Linked DNA regions of Homo sapiens: regions 1, 2 and 3 are each linked to region 4. The links are chromatin contacts, found by Hi-C or POLR2A ChIA-PET in ENCODE. All regions are on one chromosome and are shown on one strand. Each heading gives the region's core, a stretch centred on a gene start or an enhancer-like site at or near the end of the contact. The rest is flanking DNA. Distances are from core to core; before and after follow the strand shown. Region 1 holds the start of MIR3142HG (MIR3142 host gene). Region 2 holds the start of SLU7 (spliceosome associated SLU7). Region 3 holds the start of MFAP3 (microfibril associated protein 3). Region 4 holds the start of CYFIP2 (cytoplasmic FMR1 interacting protein 2).

Region 1 (2,837 bases), core at 194-2,693, 3.2 Mb after region 4:
CTCTGATATTTTCTAGCTATGTGAACTCTGGCAAGTTTCGACTCTCTTGGAACCTCGGTTTCCTCATTTCTAATCTAAGAATAGTATCTGCTTTTTAGGGTTCTTAGGAGTATTAAATAAGAACATGTTTTTATGAACAGTGTCTGGTGTATAACAATTGCTCAATAAATATTTGCTTTTAAAAACGTTATCTATAGTAGACGTTCAAACAAACCTTTTGGGAGCTCAGCAAGATAAGCAACAAAAACCTTCAGGGGAGGTCAGGAAAGTGACTACATCTGCCTGGAAGCAAAATCCTTTGAGCTGGTCTTTTTCGGTCCATGAGCACGTGACCAAGGAAAGGAAGCTATATTTTCTCGACTGGGAATTTGAATTTGCAGTTGCACATTCCAAAGGCCTTGTACGTTCTTTCCAGTTTGGGAAAAGGAGCAGCTAAGGGCACCCATGGAAACACTTACTAATTGTGTGACCTTAGGCAAGTCCCCCTAACCTCACCAAAGATAAAATTCCCTTATGAGTAAAAGGGGATCACAAAATGGAGATAATAATTCGGGCTACCTGCTATGGATGATTGCTGTGGGATTAGGGAAGATGATGCACGTGATACATTTAGCAGAGTGCCTGGTGCCTAGTAGGTGCCCATTAAAATTTAGCTATGACTGTTCTCTTTAGCTGACACACAAGACTGCCTTGAATGTTCACATTTCCAGAGAAAGGTGCTCAGGAAGATTTCTCAGTGTTCCGCCTGCCAGGTCAGTTTACAGTTCAAAGAATCCCTTTGTTCAAAGGGTGAGCAAATCCAGGCCTCGTGTATCTGCAGCAATGAAACAAGGGAGCTTTCTGCCTGATCTTCTCCCCAAAGGCAGTCTCTCTTTTTAAATGCCTGCACACATGTTATTTATTTATTTTTGGTTAACGTTTAAATTGAGGTTTTGGCTGAAACTCAGCCTGCGCGCACTTGAAAAGCCAACAGGCTCATTGGGCAGCCGATAAAGCTCTCGGGATTTCCCCGCGGGGCTGCGGAGAGTACAGACAGGAAGCCTGGGGACCCAGCGCCTGACCAGAACTTCCTCGGGGGAGGCTGCAGGGGAGCAGGCGCATCCTGCACAGAACGCTCTAGAGCGCGCAGGCCAAAGCACCAGGCTGCTCCTGACACGTGCTGCAAGAGGGTCCCCGACCCGGGGGTCCAGACCCTGCACGCATGATGGGGAAGGTGGAGGCTTCCCCCTCAGCTCCGCGGAGAGAAGCTGACACTGCCAGGCTGGAACCTTCCATTCCGGCCCAGCCTCTTCCTCCCTCGCTGTGCCGAGGAGGGATCTAGAAGGGACTTTCCAGAGAGGGTTAGCGTGCAGGGTGTGGAAATGGAATAAAAGCATATGCAAATAGGCCTTAGCTGCCTTCCTCTACCCCAGCAAATAAGAGTCTCTCCAGAAAGATGCTCTTTCTCCAAGACGCTTGACCGCTCTTCCTTTCCTGGATGGCACCAGCAGGGCCGATTGGAGTGGTAAACCCTGGGCCGGAAGGCATGCCAAAGGGTGGACAGGATGGACAGGAGACAGTAGCACAACGAGGAGGGGGAGAACAGCGGCTGAATTGGAAATGATAAAATAAAATGAAATTTTAGGAGCTCGCTGTGAGTATGAGCTGGGAAAAAATAATCATTGCAAGCTGATTTATTATGTACTTATCTTCTGTTTGAGAGGCAGCAGGCTTTTGTACAGTGGATTATTGCAGAGTAAATGGCACATTAAAGATATAATCAAGATGTTTAAGGCATATTGAAATGACATTAGAATCAAGTAGGTGAGACTTTTGTCATGGTCTAGAAATATAAAAATGTCAGTGACTTGGAGATATTTCCAGTGCTTTAGTAAAGATGTGGCTCCATTTTCAAAAGGGACATATTTTTAACCTTTTGTTATTTTCAGGGTGGGGGGGGATAGAGTGGGGTCAGGAAGTGGTTTAGAATCTCTATGGATGATAAAATAATATGCTTTAAACCTGGAGTTGTAGACTGTGGTCTCTATTTAGCAAGTCATAAACTTTCTTGCAGTGACAATAGCATGAAAATATTGGACAGTAAATATGGTGCTCTTAGGAGGTTTCAGGGTTGGAAGACTATGGCTATTACTTTTTGTTTATTGTGTTCCTATTCTCAATTTCAATCTTGTCTTTGGATAGTAAGAATTTTTTTTAAATTTTCTATTTTTTTAAAAAGAATCTTTTACATACTGAACCTGACTTGTATACTAATTGGCAAACAGTGTCACTTTTCTTTCTTGATGCCTCAATGGGTTTAATTATTGTATTACGGTATTTTCTTGTCATTTGAGACCTTCACATTCAGTGTCCTTTCTTTCTTTTTTTTCTTTTTCTTTTTGAGATGGAGTCTTGCTCCCGGCCTGTCGCCCGGGCTGGAGGGCAGTGGTAAGATCTCGGCTCACTGCAACCTCCGCCTCCTGGGTCCAAGCAATTCTTGTGCCTCAGCCTCGAGAGTAGCTGGGATTACAGATGCGCGCCACAATGCCTGGCTAATTTTTGTATTTTTAGTAGAGACAGGGTTTCGCCACGTTGGCCAGGCTGGTCTTGAACTCCTGACCTCAGGTGATCCGCCCGCTTCGGCCTCCCAAAGTGCAGTGTCCTTTATTTTATTTGTGTGCCCTGGTTCTGCTTTGATTTTGCCCCAAACCCTTCTGAGTGTAGCGCTTTACTGACACTTTATCCCCGTTATTAACAATGGGTTTTTGGACAGAACTGGCTTCTCTTTATTTGTTGTTTTTAAAATCATACTGCTGTCCTTATGCATGGTACTCCTTGGAACAGATAAGCAGCCATAC
Region 2 (2,700 bases), core at 165-2,664, 3.2 Mb after region 4:
CTGTAATCCTAGCTACTCGGGAGGCTGAGACAGGAGAATCACCTGAACCCAGGAGGCCGATATTGCAGTGAGCTGATATTGCGTCACTGCACTCCAGCCTGGGCGACAGAGCTAGACTACGTCTCAAAAAAAAAAAAAAAAAAATGACGCTCCAAAGGATTTTATCATTCGTACTCTAAAAACTGACATCTTTTTAACACACCTACACGGTCCACCATGGTCTGGCACCTGCCTACCTTCCAGCCTCACCATTACAACTATCCCCGCTTCCTTCTCTACTAACTACATAGACCTTCTTGTAGTTCCTCTAGTTCCTCTAACAAACCGTGCTCCCTGTAGACACTGGGCCTTTACACAAGCTCTTTCCCAGTGGAAAGTGCTCAATGCCTGGGGGTCTACGATGCTTCTCAAAGGTGTTCTCTTCTATGTCTGACCTATAGAAAACCTCCACATATATTTGTGTAACATATAAACTGATGGCCTAAATATACTGCGAAGAGAAGCACAACAACGGTAAATTTAATCTTTATTAAAACAGCTACCATTTCTCGAGCCTACCGTGTATCACCTCATCTAATCTTCACAATAAGCCCAGTAGATAGGTCTGATGAACACCATTTTACAGTGAAGAAACAGGTTCTGAGAGGTAAGATCCTCAGCCAAGAACACATTGTAGTAAGAAATAAGGACTTCAAACACAACTCTGACTCCAAAGTCAGTTCTCTAAACCAGTATGTTATACTTGTCCACAGAACATTGGCTTCTGGGCCTAAAATATTAAAAACTAAAACTGAATAAAGTATTATAGTCACCAAGTTGTACGCACTAGTTTCCGTCGCTGTGGAGGGACCTATTTTCTCCAACTAAAAACAGTAATAGCTCCCACTTACTGAGGGCTTACGTAAGACACTGTTTAGCGCTTTACTTACATAGATGTTTTCATTTATACCCGCATGATACCCCACTGAAGTCGGATCATCTCGACTTAACAGGAAAAACTGAAGCTCAAGTAAATTTTTCTGGCGAGGAAATACAGTCTGTCAATTTGGGTACTGGAAGCAGCTTTCCCTGCTCGCAGTCCGGGGATTGCTCAAGGTCTTCGAGGCACCGCCACAAAGGCGACACTCTCATAGTTATCCCGACTGTTTCCCTGAAGACGCAGGCCTGGCCTGGCAGGGCACGAGTGCCATGAATGGGTCTCAGGACAGTGGCTTTTCGGTCCCCCGTCCTCGCTCCCTCAACACCTGAGGGCTCATCACCCCCGTGAAGATATATCCAATAATTAGGAGCCTTCGACTCATTTTCTCAGGTTCCCCAACTCCCCGTCGCCCGCAAGTTCTAACAATATTTTCTTACCCAGCCCCGCCGCAGCTAGCCCCAAGTCCATCCGACAGAATCCAAGCCAATCTCGTAATGTTTACTTCCGGCTTTTCGCCTAATTCCGGCGGCCACTGCGGTAACTTCCGGATGACCGGCACATGCGCACTAATTTCCTGGCGGGGCCGGGGGCGGAGGGGGGCCCTCCAGTGCTCCTGCGCCGTGGGAAACGCGAGAACTCTAGCTGCTGCGTATCGCGCTATTTACCCGGCTTGTGGGGAGTTTCAAGTTGGGCGGCTACTTTTTGGCTTCTATTTAGGAGCTTTCTTTTAGAATCGGAGAATTTTAGGAAGTTAAAAAAAAAAAAAAAAGACCAGAACAGACAAGAGCTTAAGCCTCACCAGGGGACTATGAAATGAATGGGGAAGTTGGTGACGTATCAGCTTAAAAAAAAAAAAAAAGCAGTTAAACTTGGCACTAATTAGTAGCCAGGCTGTGTAACATGCTGGGGATTTGGTGAACAGTGTCTTCCCTCAGATTTACATCAGAGTGCGAAAGACACCGAAACAACTATTCAGATTTAGCAGCTGTGAAAAGTTGCTATGAAAAGAATACCAGGTGCTGTGAGAACATAAGGCATGTTATCATTAGAAAAAAATACGACAATTTCCATTTTGGAGAAACAGTATCTATGCTATCCCATCCCTTCTTTAAAAGTATACATGTGAAATAAAACACTGGAAAATAAACTAATTTTCGTGGTAGAATTTCTTGTGATTTTTTTTTTTCTTTGTGCTTTCTATTCTGGTTGTTCTCCCCCTCCCCCCCATAACGTGTATCCTTTTTGAATGTAAAAGTAAAAGTAGCTACCATTCCTGCCTCAATAAAATAGCCCAACATAATAGAATCTATTTTTTTCGTATTAAGAATTTGCAATACCTGGAGTTTAGGAACATAAATATTAATTTTGCTTTTACAGGGCAGTAGATGAAGAAACAGTGTCAGAGACTAGCGTGAAAGTGAATAGAGTCTATGAATCACTCAGGCTTTGTTTTTTTCCACTTAAAAATATTCCTGAAATTTGCTTAGGAGTGTTAAGGCCTAATTAGCCAAAACCACCAGGAGAGCGCATCTCGAAGAGGAATCAGAAAGCGCAGGACAAGACAGTTGAATCTTTTCTAAGACTTGAGGTCCCTCTGGAGGGTTCTGAGGAAGGTCTAGGAAAGCCGGGATTGGTTCTGGATGGGTTGCTGTTTGTAAAGAAGGATTGGGAGAAACTGATTAGGGACTAAGTGCTGTTATGAGTGAGGGTGGTTTAGCAATTGAGTATTTCCAGTAATAGGAATAGCAAAGCTGGTCTGAGGGCATCATTAGTAAGAAAAC
Region 3 (2,700 bases), core at 167-2,666, 3.2 Mb before region 4:
TGTGTATATGAATAAATGTTTCCTATCTTTTCCTTATGCTCTCTCCAGGTTGCAACGCATCATTATCATCATCATAAATATATACAGTATACTATATGTAGAATATATAATATACATATTACATAAATTCATATAATTCCATGAAAGACTGGAAGGACATACTCCAAAATATATTTTTAAAGACAGGGTCTCGCTATGTTGGCCAGGTTGGTCTTGAACCCTAGGCCTGGCCTCAAGCAATCTTCCCCTGCCTCAGCCTCCCAAAGTGCTAAAATTACAGGCGTGAGCCACCATGCCCTGCCAAAACAGTCCCTTTACTAAAATATTAAACACTGGTTATCTCTATTCTTTCATTTGTGCCAGATATTTGAGCTAAGCCAGAAGAGAATTTTTTATGGTGATGGTTGTTTATATTATCATTACTATCGTTATTAGAATGACTGTACCATCTCTTTCCTCAACTCATTCATAATCTAGGAGAAAGGTTAAAAAAAAAAAAGGAATAAACACCAAGTACGTGGAACTGCACTATTTAGTGTTTTTGTAAGTCTTCCAGGCATTGTGTAGTAAGCGTGTAGAAATAATTGTAGTTTCTCCTCCAGTTATTTTCTCAGTTGGAGGAGAAAGATTCCAATAACTGTAAATAAATACGGCTGAGCCATATTTTTAAGAAATAAAAACGCATACGCTTACACACACACATATATATTACGTATATATACACTCCACCCGCCCCATTTACCAAAATGAAGAGCAGTACAGCTTAGTAGCTAAGAGCACGGGCTCTGGAGTTTACTTTCTTCCTGTCCTGCAGCGATTGTGGGGAAGTCAGGTCACCTGTCTGCCTCTCCGTTTCCTCATCTGTCAAATGGAGTTCTGGGTCCCTATAAAGATTCAGTGACGCGATATGTGAGGGGCTTGGAACAGTGACCGGCACGTAACCGCCCACAGGTTAACAGCTGCTATCACTTGGTGGGGTGATGGTTTGTATCCTATCGTTATTAATACGGCTGTCTCTAGATGAGCAAACATGCGCTCTCACTTCTTCCCACATTCAAGAATGGGGTCCCAAACGAGAGATTCGACGTAAACGTCCGCTCCCAACTAAGTTCTCAGGCGCTGACAACGACAAGAATTCCTCACACAAACGTAGCGCTTCAATCACTAAACCGCTTTCACAGCCCTCGACCCTGCCGCGAGATGTCCGCCGCCCACCGTCAGGTCACCGCCTCCCTAACGACTTCGGCTGCCCGGGCCCTGCCCCTGAACCTCGCACCCCTCCTGCCTCGTTCAGGAAGCTCCGCACCTATCCGGCCGCCACCCTCAGCACAGCCACGGCAGCCGACTCGGCGTTCCTACTGCCCCGGAAGTGCTCCTTCAGCGCAGAGGCGTGCCGGTGTGTCCGAGAAAACTTCCGAGTTAAGCCGCCGCTGAGGCCGGAAGGAGCTAGACGGCGGTCGGGTAGGTGACGGCTTGGTTGGGGTCGCTGCGAGGGGACTACTAGGAGCGCCGAGGCGTGAGTCGTAGCCTGTGGCTTGGGGTCGGGAGTGCAGGAGGCGAAAATGTTTGCCATTCTTTTGAAAGTCTGGCCTGGGTGTGGGAGTTCGGTCATCGAACACTTACTGAGAGCCAGATACCTGCCAGGCACTGCCCTGGGCTCCAGGGACACATCAGTCAACGAACGGAAGGGCCCTGCTCTCAAGCAGTGCGAAAAGCAGATTATAAACAAGTCAACAAACGGGATTATCTAAGGTGGTAGTAAGTGCTGTAAAGAAATTTAGACTGGATAATGTGATGGAACGAAGTGGGAGAGTAATAAGCCGTATGAAAATCTGGAATAGAGCATTCCAGGCAGAGAGAATAGCGCGTGCAAAGGCCATATAGTGGGAACAAACTTAGCAAAGTCAAGGAAAAGACAAAGGCCACTGGCTAGAGCAAAAGGAGCAAGGTGAGAATGGAGAGAGATGAGGCCAGGGACTTGAGCCCAAATCTTGTAAGGCTTATGAGCAAGGATAAAGAGTTTGATTTTTGTTTGGAATCCAGTGGAAAACCATTGAAGGTTTCTAAGCAGATGAATGACATGATCTGATTTATGACTCTAAGATTACTCCTGGGACCTCATCAGAAAGATGCAACTCTTCTGTTGCCCTCGAGCAGTGAAAATGCATGAAATCCAGACTGACAGAGCTAGTAAAATATTAAAATCAATCTTATTGTACAGATAAGAAAAACTGAATCCCAGAGAGGTGAAGGGACTTAGCCTTTAAGAACTCATGTTTTCCAACTCCATTTAATGCCCTCGGAATTATCATCTTAATTCCCAGATAAGAGTAATTGTCACTTCTAAAACTCTTCAGATATTTTCCTTTGCTTTTGACAGTGGTTCTCTAAATTTAGGTTCATCAATATCACCTGGAAGCTTGTTAAAATTCCAAAAAACAACAACAAAAAAACCCCTGCTTAAATATAAAATGGATCATTTCCTCTGATTTTCTGTTGTAATGGAAAATGCATAGAATTTGGGGCTAAAGTATGGAATCTTGGGAAGCCACTTATTTTTTAAATGCTGCTGATAATTATAGCAGCAGTTCTCAAACTTTTTGATCTTAGAATTTCTTTATACTTTTAAAATGTATTGAGAACTTCAAAGGGTTTTTGTTTATAATAGCTATCAATATTTACTATTTTAGAAAACAACTT
Region 4 (2,778 bases), core at 279-2,778:
ATTAGGAACAGCTGAGTGATTAAGTATAAATTTGTGGGCCTTAGGAAACCACTCCTTATATCTACATACACTCCACAATGTCTCAAATGTTTTCAAATTATTTACCCTGTAAGGTATAAAGGGCAACTGTTATTCCCTGTGTTGCAGATACGGTGACCTCTGTGGAGCAGAGTGGTGAAGTGACCTGCTCAGGTGTCTCAAGGTTAGAATTTGGTGCAGCCTGACTTCAGCCTGGTCTGAAGGCCTACCAGGCTGGATTTCAATGAGAATTGTTTCTTTCTCTTTTTCTTTTCTCTCTTTCTTTCTCTTCTTTCTTTCCTTCTCTTCTTTCTCTCTCTTTCTTTTTCTTTCTTCCTTTCTCTCTCTCTCTCTCCCCCCGTCTCTCTCTTTCATTCTTTTTTTTTTTTTTTTGAGACAGAGTCTCACTCTGTCACCCAGTCTGGAGTGCGGCGGCAGGATCATAGCTCACTGTAGCCTCAATCTCCCAGGCTCAAGCAATCCTCCCACCTCAGCCTCCTGAGTAGCTGGGACAAAAGGTGGATGCCACCACACCCATCTATTTTTTTTTTTTTTTAATTTTTAGTAGAGATGAAGTTTCGTTGAGTTGCCCAGGATGGTCTCCAATTCCTGAGCTCAAGCAATCCTCTCTCCTCGGCCTCCCAAAGTTTTGGTATTACAGGTGTGAGCCACCGCTGGGCAGATAATTGCTTCTTTAAAGAGCCCGACACGGCAGATAAGCCTTGAAGAGAAAGGTACCTGTCCTCTCAGTGCTTCCTGCCACCTATTTGTCCGTTAGGCAATTCTTCCAGAATGAAGTTGAGGCAGGCCCCTGTAAAAGAGGTGGCAGCTTCAGGGACTCTTCTCCAGGGAACTGGAAGGGAGCGGAAGAACTTATTCTTAAGCGAAGGAGCCCTATCAGCGACCAAGCTCAATTGGTGGAAGGCCCCTTCCCCTAGCCCCAGTTGCATCTTCTGTCACTTCACCCTGCTCCTTCTCCTCAGAGCACTTTGGGCTGTAACTGGACGTTTGCTAGGTTAATTTACACCTGTTTCTCCTGGCAGGTGATAAAACTCCAAGGGGGCAGGACCCTGTCTTTTGTACACCAGTGCACACCCAAGTCCTGGCACGGTACTTGGAACAGGATAGGTAATCAATAAAGACTGGGTTGATAAAAGAGCACTTGGAAATCATGTGGGGCCAATAAGATCCGAACGCGGCCGAAGCTCTCGTCCTCGGGTTGCTGCAGGTGTGGTTCCCGGTGATGGAGGCCGTGGAAGAAGCCTTCCCTCCCTTTCCCGCCCCCAGGGCAGGAAGCCTGGGGGCTGAGCGGTCCTCCGAAACCGAGAGGCAGGTCCTGGGTGCGCCGGCGGTACAGCGGAGAGCGTGGAGAGACCCTCGCCGCAGCCATTTCCTGCCCTTTGTGTGACAGCCGCTGCGGCGAAGGGGCGGGCGCTGGGTGGGGGCGGAGCCGCGGCGGGCGGAGCAGCGGGGCCGGGGCGGGGCCGAGCGCGGCGCAGCGGAGCGGGGCAGAGCATCCTGCGCCCCGGCGCGGGGCCCTGCGGTAGCCTCAGGCCCCTCCCCTGGACCCGCCGCAGAGCCAGGTAAGCGGCCCTCGCAGGCCTCGGGCCGGGCACGGGGACTAGGATGCCGCCGGGGACGGGGATGAGGCCGTGAGGATGCGCGAAGGGCCGCCCCCTCTCCCGGCCCGCGGGGGGCGCTCGGCGCTGTGCCCGGGCTAGCCCGAGGCCCGGCCTCAGGCCCCACGCGGCCCCTTTCCCCCTCGGACCCACCGTGCGTCCCGCGGCACGGACCCTCTGCCCGGGAGGCGCGGGCACATCGCGGAGCTCCGGCGCGGCGGCGGGGGAGCCGCAGCAGCAGGTGCGCGGCCTGGGCCGGAGCCGCCAGCCCGGGAGGAGGCGGTGCTAATCTCAGGGACCGGAGACACCTGCAGCGGCCGCGAGCCCGGCAGCGGCGACATCCTCGAGTCCAGGTACTGCAGAGCGCTGGCCCCTGCCTCTGCCGCCGTGACCACCGTCACCTCCCCCAGGGCCAGCGAGAGCCGCCTGGGCCCGCCTGGCAGCCGCCTCGGGCACACAGAACGTGTGATGGGTGGGGCGAGGGGCGCAGCGTCGATGTTTGGGGGCGGAGGGCTTTGATGAGAGAGGAGCAGGTCTGACCCGCTTGGAAGCTTTCTGGCCTACACTAGCATCGCTCACCAAGCTGGCTGCGGGCACGGTGGAAGTGGGGGAAGGGGATGAGTGGGCTGACTCCTGGGGGAAAAGGTGGTTTTTTTCTTGAGCTCTGAAGAACCAGGAAGATGCTTGCCTGTCTGTTGTGGCGTCTACTTTTCAGGTCAGCCCTACCCCTCACCCCAAAGAACAGCCCACCTATGTGCAAAAGAAGAGGAGGAGGTGCTCTCTGCTTGGGGATGGGGGCAGGTAGCATGTTCCACATAAGTATGGCCCTCTATATCCAGAACCCGGCTGGAAAGGACACTGACAGCCCAGGTGCCTCCCCAGCACAGGGAATCTGATTTTGACCTTTGCTTGCCTACTTTCCCCAGCACAGTGGAAACACTCACCAGGGCTGATGAGCCATCAGCTGTCCTTCCAGCTAGGCCAAGAATGGGACAAGGATCTTTTTCTGCTAGTTCCTGGGTGCCTGTGCCCTCAGCATGGGCAGGGAGACGGAGGCAGGCCTGCTGGCAGGAGGGGCAAATCAGGAGACTGTCGGTTCCTGTGTTCCCATTTCCTGCCTCCTGTCTGTGTCCCAGTTAGG

What was found. A loop is a pair of places that touch in the nucleus more often than their neighbours do. ChIA-PET counts read pairs that join two places held with the same protein, here RNA polymerase II (POLR2A). Pooled maps may share reads with other maps.
Region 1: a map with no recorded cell type shows a loop between it and region 4 (7-fold over the local background). The contact joins the promoter of MIR3142HG here to the promoter of CYFIP2 in region 4. A Hi-C loop is called at or near these places in 4 of 37 single-sample maps with no recorded cell type and 6 of 50 pooled maps. POLR2A ChIA-PET finds 5 or more read pairs at or near these places in 1 of 52 experiments (activated B cell).
Region 2: a loop to region 4 is called in a pooled map, with 3 times the contacts of the local background. The contact joins the promoter of SLU7 here to the promoter of CYFIP2 in region 4. A Hi-C loop is called at or near these places in 9 of 50 pooled maps.
Region 3: a loop to region 4 is called in a pooled map, with 3 times the contacts of the local background. The contact joins the promoter of MFAP3 here to the promoter of CYFIP2 in region 4. A Hi-C loop is called at or near these places in 1 of 37 single-sample maps with no recorded cell type and 5 of 50 pooled maps. POLR2A ChIA-PET finds 5 or more read pairs at or near these places in 1 of 52 experiments (activated naive CD8-positive, alpha-beta T cell).

The regions. Positions count from the first base shown.
Region 1 is chr5:160,466,808-160,469,644 of GRCh38, forward strand. It overlaps MIR3142HG (MIR3142 host gene), which reads left to right and starts at 1,444. Exons shown (of 2, transcript NR_132748.1): 1 at 1,444-1,633. RefSeq lists enhancers at 388-1,024, 1,025-1,661, 1,129-1,358, 1,389-1,548.
Region 2 is chr5:160,417,667-160,420,366 of GRCh38, forward strand. SLU7 (spliceosome associated SLU7) reads right to left here and starts at 1,415. Exons shown (of 16, transcript NM_006425.5): 1 at 1,357-1,415. RefSeq lists enhancers at 1,127-1,176, 1,627-1,746, 1,757-1,826.
Region 3 is chr5:154,037,551-154,040,250 of GRCh38, forward strand. MFAP3 (microfibril associated protein 3) reads left to right here and starts at 1,417. Exons shown (of 3, transcript NM_005927.5): 1 at 1,417-1,461. FAM114A2 (family with sequence similarity 114 member A2) reads right to left here and starts at 1,360. Exons shown (of 14, transcript NM_018691.4): 1 at 1,307-1,360.
Region 4 is chr5:157,264,595-157,267,372 of GRCh38, forward strand. CYFIP2 (cytoplasmic FMR1 interacting protein 2) reads left to right here and starts at 1,529. Exons shown (of 31, transcript NM_001037333.3): 1 at 1,529-1,601. RefSeq lists a silencer at 1,436-1,955 and an enhancer at 2,636-2,745.